Regions from separate parts of the Homo sapiens genome. Here regions 2 and 3 are each linked to region 1. The links are chromatin contacts, found by Hi-C or POLR2A ChIA-PET in ENCODE. All regions are on one chromosome and are shown on one strand. The core of a region is the stretch at or near the end of the contact, and the rest is flanking DNA. Distances in the headings are between cores, read along the strand shown. Region 1 holds the start of POLR2E (RNA polymerase II, I and III subunit E). Region 2 holds the start of PWWP3A (PWWP domain containing 3A, DNA repair factor). Region 3 holds the start of MBD3 (methyl-CpG binding domain protein 3).

The links. Hi-C counts contacts between places; a loop is a spot of excess contacts on that map. ChIA-PET counts read pairs that join two places held with the same protein, here RNA polymerase II (POLR2A). Pooled maps may share reads with other maps.
Region 2: a loop to region 1 is called in a pooled map, with 3 times the contacts of the local background. The contact joins the promoter of PWWP3A here to the promoter of POLR2E in region 1. A Hi-C loop is called at or near these places in 5 of 50 pooled maps. POLR2A ChIA-PET finds 5 or more read pairs at or near these places in 3 of 52 experiments (AG04449, B cell and HEK293T).
Region 3: a pooled map shows a loop between it and region 1 (8-fold over the local background). The contact joins the promoter of MBD3 here to the promoter of POLR2E in region 1. A Hi-C loop is called at or near these places in 1 of 37 single-sample maps with no recorded cell type and 5 of 50 pooled maps. POLR2A ChIA-PET finds 5 or more read pairs at or near these places in 4 of 52 experiments (BJ, H1, OCI-LY7 and 1 more).

The regions. Positions count from the first base shown.
Region 1 is chr19:1,094,125-1,096,896 of GRCh38, reverse strand. It overlaps POLR2E (RNA polymerase II, I and III subunit E), which reads left to right and starts at 1,522. Exons shown (of 8, transcript NM_002695.5): 1 at 1,522-1,638. The coding sequence starts at 1,582. RefSeq lists enhancers at 1,489-1,578, 2,336-2,772.
Region 2 is chr19:1,353,563-1,356,262 of GRCh38, reverse strand. PWWP3A (PWWP domain containing 3A, DNA repair factor) reads right to left here and starts at 1,304. Exons shown (of 14, transcript NM_001369789.1): 1 at 1,128-1,304. RefSeq lists silencers at 1,096-1,165, 1,226-1,515, 1,400-1,560, 1,546-1,645 and an enhancer at 618-1,503.
Region 3 is chr19:1,591,461-1,594,160 of GRCh38, reverse strand. MBD3 (methyl-CpG binding domain protein 3) reads left to right here and starts at 1,296. Exons shown (of 7, transcript NM_001281453.2): 1 at 1,296-1,639. The coding sequence starts at 1,530. RefSeq lists enhancers at 856-905, 2,283-2,700 and silencers at 1,156-1,225, 1,296-1,345, 1,506-1,805, 1,946-2,045.

The DNA of each region.
Region 1 (2,772 bases), core at 273-2,772:
CTGGAGTGCAGTGGTGCGATCTCGGCTCACTGCAACCTCCGCCTCCCGGGTTCAAGTGATTCTCCTGCCTCAGCCTCCCGAGTAACTGGGAGTACAGGCACCCACCACCAAACCTGGCTAATTTTTGTATTTTTAGTAGAGACAGGGTTTCACCATGTTGGCCAAGCTGGTCTGGAACTCCTGATCTCATGCTCTGCCTGCCTCGGCCACCCAAAGTGCTGGGATTACAGTGATGAGCCACCACTGCTAATGGGATTTTTGCTTGAATCTATCCTCACTGTATTCCCTGACCTCCCCATGTGATACTGCAGTTCTCCCATTCTCCCCATGTCACTTAGCCTCCCTGCTCTTTCTTCTTCCGTAGCTTTGTCACTTTCTAACGTTGTTATTTATTTTATTTTATTTCATTTCATTTTATTTTTGAGACAGAGTCTTGCTCTGTTGTCCAGGCTGGAGTGCAGTGGCACGATCTTGGCTCACTGAAACCTCCACCTTACAGGTTCACGAGATTCTCCTGCCTTAGCCTCCTAAGTAGCTGAGACTACAGGCACCTGCCACCTGGCCCAGCTAATTTTTTGTATTTTTAGTAGAGACGGGGTTTCACCGTGTTAGCCAGGATGGTCTTGAACTCCTGATCTCATGCTCTGCCCGCCTCAGCCTCCCAAAGTGCTGGGATTATAGGCATGAGCCACCGCGCCCGGCCACGTTATTTATTATATTTTACTAAATCCTGTCTTTATCTGAATGCAAGGGATACTTGGCCTGTTTTATTCACCATCACTGTAGGTTGCTGAGTAAATGTTGAATTAACGAATGCATCACTGAATAAGTTACTGATAGCCTGCACACAGGAAGTGTTGGGCTGGGGTTCTCCGTGAACCTGGGGAAGTGAGGAGGTTTGCAAAGACAGGAAGAGTCTGGGGTGGGGAGATACCCAGGCTAGGCTGGGGAGATACCCAGGCTAGGCTGGTGGCGCTCAGGGGAGAGGACAGAGGTGAGGGGACTTAATAAGCACCTAGAGAGATGCCTAAGACTCTCAGTTAACCGTCTAAAGTAGGGACACTTTATTGCCATTGCACAGGTAGGGAAACTGAGGCCCAAGGGAATTAACCCTGACCTGGCCAGGAGCCAATGGAGGAAACCCTGTACAGTTTGATGCACAAATATTTATAGAGTTCCCACTAGGCTCCCAGACCATCCCTAGGAGCCGAGCTGCCCCTTGACCCCATCCAGGCCTCAGTTTCCCCGCTCACACTTCGCCCCCGCCTCGTGGGATTCTAAACTGTTGCTCCAAGGTGGGAGTTGAACGGAAACTACAACTCCCGAGAGGCTGTGCGGCCAAAGACACACGAGAACTACGGAGGCGAGAGACTCGCTCAGCCAACTGCCGCTCTCGTAAGGCTCGGGCTGCCCTTGGCGCTGCCGATCCGAGACGTTGCTGCATTCAGGCATTCGCCGACGACAGACCAGCGCGGGGCGGGGTTAGGCGGAGGGGGCCTGATTCGGATTCGGCGCAGGCGCAGTCCGCGCGGGTTCTCGCGCGGAGAAGGGGTGCGAGCGGCGGCGGCGGCGGAGGCTGCCATGGACGACGAGGAGGAGACGTACCGGCTCTGGAAAATCCGCAAGACCATCATGCAGGTGAGCCGCGCCTGGTGTTGGGGGCGGGGGCGCGGGCGGCGGGTGTAGGGGCCCGAGGTGGGGTCGAGCACGGCGTCTCCTCGTACTCTCGTCGGAGCAGCAGCGATGAAGGGCCGGGCCGATACGGGAGGCCCAGAGGTCGCCGGGGATACCAGGCGCTGGACCCGACCTGAGCCGGCAGCGGGGAAGGGAGGGGGTTTCGAGACGTCTGGGTGCGGTGCTTAGGGGTGGGTGGGCGGCTTGGGCTGGTGCGGCGCGCGTGGCGGCGAGAGGAGGAGGAAGCCGCGAATGGGGACGGGGGGCGCCCCCAGACTCTGCCCTTCTCTGTGATTCAGCGTCGCTATTTGTCCTTGCGTCCTGAACCCCATGGAGTCTTCAGCATCCGAGGCTGGCAGAGTTGGTGGTTGGGAAGCAGCGGGCGAGCTGGGGCTTTCGATGGGGACGTGGAGCTCGGAACCCGTGCCTTGGGGTCTGGGGCAGATGGAGGCCACTGGGTCGAGTCCGGTTTGGAAGCCGGGCACAGGCCTGAGGACCTGCGGTTCAGGGTATTGCCTCAGCCATTGGGGCCGTTTGAGAGCTTTTGCTTTGTCTTGCTTCCCACCCTTTGCCCTTGTCCTCAGCGAAGCCCCCCGCAGCCTGATTCTTCTTTCTCCGATCCTCAAACATTGTCAGCCTGAAGTCACATCTGTTTCGGTCCCTGTCATTTTTTTTTTTTAAGAGATAGGGTTTCATTCTGTCGCCCAGGCTGCAGTGCAGTGGTGCAATCATAGCTCACTGCATCCTTGAACTGGCCTCCAGCAACCCTCCTGCCTCAGCCTCCCTAAGTACTGGGATCACGGGCGTGAGCCTCCGCGCCCCGCCTTTGTCCCTGCCTTTAGGGTAGCTCTGCAAAGTGGTTTGGAGGGCTTTGCTCCCTGCCAGGTTTCTGTGAGGCTGGGTGGACAGACGGTCTTGGTCAAGGCTGGACATCTCTGGGAGCCTCTCAGGATCATACTGGTCCCATCCTGTGGTGTGAGGCTGTGGGGGCCGGGGTGGCTGTCATGGAGCACACAGTGAGTGTTCATCCCGTTTGCTGTTCACCTCTGTCCTCTGCAGCAGCCGCAGGTCTGACTTCCGGGTCACGAGCTTTGGCCG
Region 2 (2,700 bases), core at 55-2,554, 260 kb before region 1:
AGCCCTCAGGGGCAAAGGTTAGCTCGACTTAGCCTCAAGTAGATGGTTTAATTCCACAATCTTGCATTGAGATGCTCAATGCCAAAAAGCAGACTGACAAACAGAAACGACGGGGCTCGGTATCCAGGGAGGCGCCTGCATTTTTTCATAAATAAAATACAGCACAGTCCCTCCCAAAGGTTCTATCTAGATCAGTTTTAAAAGGCTCCTGAATAAATCATCTCCGTGCGGAAGACCTGCCTCCGACCTCGGCAGGAGAGGCATTTTACACAATCAAAGCTCACAACCCTCCCCAATTTGGGGAGTTAACAGTTGACCACAGCACACACACAAAAATAAGAGCGGAAAAACGACTGCTCTTTTGGCTGCCATGTCCCTGAAAGAACGGGGACAGCTGCAGACCGTTCACAGCATCAATGGGAAGGACTGGCTTGGCTGTTGACAGAAATGAAAAGGAGGTTTGGGGGTGGGGGTGGAATTTAGCAACAACGGAGGGGGGCGTCCCCGCAGCAGGGAAGAGGAGGTTCCCAGCAGAGGTAGGGGTGGCGTTTCCAGCAAGAGAGGGGATCACAGCAGCAGCAGAAGTAGGGGTCCAGGCAGCAGGGACAAGATTTCATGGCGGAGGAAGGGTTGCGGCTTGCAGGAACGGGGGATTCAGGCAACAGAGAAGGGGGTCACAGCAGAAGCGGGGGGGCTCAGGGAGCAAGAACGAGGGCTCACGGAGGAGGTGGAGCGGAGGGTCCAGGTGGCAGGGATGGGGGATTTCACGGTTGGGGGTGGGGAATCCAGGGAAGCAGATGGGGGTCCAGGCAAGAGATGGGGTTCACGGCAGACGTGAGGGGGATCCAGGGAAGGAGATAGGGGTCCAGGCAGCAAGGATGGGGGAGCGGGTCCAAGCAAGAGATGGGGTCCGGGCGGCAGGGACGGGAAAAGGAGTCCAGGCAAAGTGAGGGGCCCACGGCGCCAGGGGCGGAAAAGGGGGTCCGGGCAGAGTGGGGGACCCACGGCGGTAGGGACCGGGCGCTCCCGGAGGAGTCTCTAGGCCGGGGCCCCCCCTCCCCCCAGGCCCGGCCTCCTCGCCTCAGCCCCGCCCGGCGGAACCGAGGGGACGCATCCCGCGGGCTCACCGGGCCCCCGGCTTTCCCCAGCGCGGCGCCCCAAGCCCGGGCAAGGAGGCCGCAGCGGCCGCAACAGCGGAGGACCCGCCCGCCAACCGCTGCCGTCCGCGCCGCCCGCGCTCACCGCCTCCGCCACCGCCGCCGCCGCCGCCGCCGCCGCTCCCCGCGGGGCCGGGGGCGGGGCTTGCCTCGCGGCGGCGCCAAGCTCCGCCCCCTTCCGCCCGCTGCCCAATGGGACGCGCGCGCTCCCAAGGAGCGCCGGCCTCGCCCTCTCCGGCGTCCACGGCCGCGCGCCGGCCCCGCCCCTTCCGCCGCGCGTCTACCCCTTTTTCCCGGGAGTGCTGCCTGAGGAGACCGGTTGGCGGGGCATGTGTGGCCGCTCCCGGGCGCCGCCCTCCCGCGCTCCCGGCCCTTTGTCCTGCAGTCAGACCCCGGACACCGCCCTCGCGGGTCTCGGTGGGAAAACAGGCTCCCCCGCCCGCGGCGATCCCTGAGAGAACCTTCCAGAACTTTCGAGAATCTTCCAGGTCCTACGGCACCTCCCAGCCCGGGAGCTGCGCGCCACGGACCCAATTCCAGCAGATCCCAACCGATCCCAAAGCCAGGCATCCCCGCAAAGGCGTCATAAGCTTCTGAACTAGAGCAGGACCCACCTTGGGAGGGTCCCAAGACCCCGGGGGGCACCGGAAACAGCCGCGGGTGGCGGGAGCCCCGGAGCGGTCGCTCCATCAGTGTCAGGCCTTTCCCTGAGCGGTTTTTGATTTTTTTTCAGACGGAGTCTCGCTCTGTCACCCAGGCTGGAGTGCAGTGGCGCGAGCTCAGCTCACTGCAGCCTCCTCCTGCTGGGATTACAGGTGCGCGCCACCCCACCCGGCTAATTTTTGTATTTTTAGTAGAGAATACTAAATGTTGATCAGGCTGCTCTCAAGCTCCTGACCTCAGGTGATCGGCCTGCCTCGGCCTCCCAAAGTATTGGGATTACAGGCCTGAGCCACCTCGCCAGCCCCCACAGTTCTTTAAAAGCAAAGGAGGCCGAATTGGCAGATCCTTTAAGCCCAAGGATTGGAGACCAGCCTGGGCAACATGGCGAGACCCCATCTCTATAAAAAAGATACAGGCTCACTCCTGTAATCCCAGCAGGAGGCCGAGGCGGGCAGATCACATGAGGTCAGGAGATCGAGACCAGCATTGCCAACATGGTGAAACCCCGTCTTTACTACAAATAGAAAAATTAGCCGGGCGTGGTGGCGATGCCTGTAATCCCAACTATTCAGGAGGCTGAGGCAGGAGAATCGCTTGAACCCGGGAGGCGGAACTTGCAGTAAGGGGAGATCGCGCCACTGCACTCCAGCCTGGGCAACAGAGTGGGACTTCGTCTCAAAAAAGGAAAAAATTAAAAGACTTACAGCAGCATTCGTCACGCACTGGCCCCGACTCTTCAAGGGGAAGGGGCGACAGCAAAGCCGGCTCTAACTTCTTTTTCCTTCTCACATTTGCGGGAATAGAAGGTTTGTGTCTTCGGTCGATCCCAGCAACCTCAGCGACTGATTTTTTTTCCTTTATCAAGTTGAGAATGTTCACC
Region 3 (2,700 bases), core at 47-2,546, 500 kb before region 1:
TGGGCGCCTGTAGTCCCAGCTACTTGGGAGGCTGAGGCAGGAGAATTACTTGAACCCGGGAGGTGGAGGTTGCAGTGAGCCGAGATCACGCCATTGCACTCGAGCCTGGGCAACAGAGCAAGACTCTGTCTCCATCAGTCAGTCAATCAATCAATAAATGAATGTGCCTGTCCTACTCCCTGGAACCTGCAGCTAAAGGGACTTTGAAAATGGGACGAGATCTTCAGATGGGAAAGCATCCCAGATCGGGTGGACCCAATGTCAACAAAAGAGTCCTTAGAACCAGGACAGTTTCTCCAGCTGGAGGCAGGGGAGCACAGCAGCTAGACTCAGTCCTTGAACACCTGTGCAGGCCCGCCCAGCCCTAGCCTTGGGAGCGACGCTGTCAGGGGGAACTGATGGGGGGCAGCCCACCCGTTTCCATTTCAGGATCCCTCTGGCTGGCTGGGGAAGGGGTTAAGGGGAGACAACAGGGGGTGGGCGATTCCGCAGGAAGGTCCTGGAACTCTCCCGGCCAGAGATGGTGGCTGGACTAAGGTGCAGGGGGTGGTCGGGGAGCTGGGGGGGGGTGCTCAGATTCCTGGATTTTGAGGGTTCAAAAAGCAGCTGGACGGGGCGCAGTGGCTCACGCCTGTAATCCCAGCGCTTTGGGAGGCCGAAGTGGGCTGATCACCTGAAGTAAGGAGTTCGAGTCCAGCCTGGCCAACATGGTGAAATCCCGTCTCTACTAAAACTACAAAAATTAGCCGTCCGTGGAACCAGCTACTTGGGAGGCTGAGGCATAACAACTTGAACCCGGGAGGCGGAGGCTACAGTGAGCCAAGATCGCGCCTCTGCACTCCAGCCTGGGTGACAGAGACCCCGTCTCAAAAAAAAAAAAGCTACTGGAGGGAACTTGGGGGCGTGGAAGGGGTGGTCACGGGGGAAGTCCCCCAGATTTGGACGCTCGTAAAAAGCTCGGAAGCTGGGAGACCAGGAGGGCGGGGAAGTCGAGGTCCAGTCACTGGGCCAGAGTCCCCAAGACTTGGGCTGGAGAAAGGTCGGAGGAAAGGACCCCACTAGTCCGAAAGCATGTCCCCGCGCACGCGCACCAGGCGGCCGGCAGAGACAGGGCACAGTAAAAGGAGCCGCGCGGACTCCGGGCACAGCTGCTGGGCACTGGCAGCTCGCAAGGCACAGCGCGCAGGCGCGCACGCCACTTAAGGCCCCGCCCCCTCCCAGCGCGCTGATTGGCGGGGCCGTAGAGGGGCGGGGGCATGGCGCCGCGGCTGCGCAGCGCGGGGCCCCGCGCGGGCGGGTGGGCGGAGCGGGCCCCCCGAGCGGGGGCTGGCGAGCGCGGGGAGGGGGCCGAAAGGGCGGCAAAGCCGGCGCGCGCCCGGCTGGGGGCGGAGGGCGGGGGCCCGCGGGCCGGAACAGCCGCGGCAAGTGGCGGCGGCGGCAGCGGCAGCGGAGGCAGCTGAGGCGGCGGCGGCGAGTGGGGGTCCGGGCGGCGGCGGCGGGCCCGGCGGCGGGCCGAGGAGCCGGGCGCAATGGAGCGGAAGAGGTGGGAGTGCCCGGCGCTCCCGCAGGGCTGGGAGAGGGAAGAAGTGCCCAGAAGGTCGGGGCTGTCGGCCGGCCACAGGGATGTCTTTTACTATAGGTGAATGAGCGCGCCGGCCGCGCAGGGCCTCAACGGGCTCCTCCCAGCGGCCTCTGCGGCGGCCTCGGCGCCCCTGCCCCGGGCCGCGGCCTGGGCCCCGCGCGTGCGTCGTGCGTGCGTGCGTGCGTCTTGCGTGCGTGTGCGCCCGGCGCGCGGAGGCCCAGTGCGCGTGCGCCGCTTGTTGGGCCGCATGGCTTTCGGCCGGCCGTTCAGGGACTGGCTGCCGGACGGCGACTGCGGCCTTTGTTCGTGCGCGCTGGGCCAGGGGCGCCTGGCGGCGGCCAGATGCTACCGGGGGGCAGGGGTGGAGGGTGGGCTGTCCCTTTGGTTCCCGTGAGACGCAGGGGGTGCCTTCTTGGGGCGCTCCTGGGGTGGCGCGGAGCCCGAGGGGGTGGCCAGCCGGGATTTCGGGGAGCAGGGCTCATGGGCGGATCGGGGAGGGCGTGCGTGAAAATACGGGTTCTTGGGCTCGCCCCAGTCCTGGGAATAAGCGCCTCAGGGTGACTGGTCTCCCACGCAGCGTTGCTTTTTTTAAAGGTATTCCCCTTGACTCCTTCCGAGGCCTCTGGTCCTCTTGGGTCGTGGCCCCCTCAGGGTGGAGACCTGAGGCTTTCGACTTTCCGAGCCCACCTAACGGTAGTCTTTGCGTGGATGTTACTGGTGGTGGAAGGCTTTCAGAGACCCCCCCGTCCCCAAATTGGAACAAGGCGCTGCTCTGAAAGGTCGCAGGGAACCCCCTCCGTGGAACAAAGACTTAGTCGCCTGCTGCAGCCAAGTCCCAGACAGTCGGCCACCTGCTGTTTGTCCTCTTTTTTTTTTTTTTCCTGGCTCGGGAAAGATGCTTTTGATTCTGGGCCAGCTTTGATTGCGCCCTCCCCTTGGTTCAGTGTCCCGTGGCGCCTTCAGGTCCCCCAGGAGGGGAAAGCGGAGGACGCCTGCCATGTGCCGAGCACCTGGGTAAAGGGGGGTGTGCGGCTGGTCCCCCTTTTTCCCACAGCTCGGGGTCGTGGGCAGGAGACCGCCCAGGTGAGGGCGGGTGGTTTCCACGAGCCAAGGAGGGG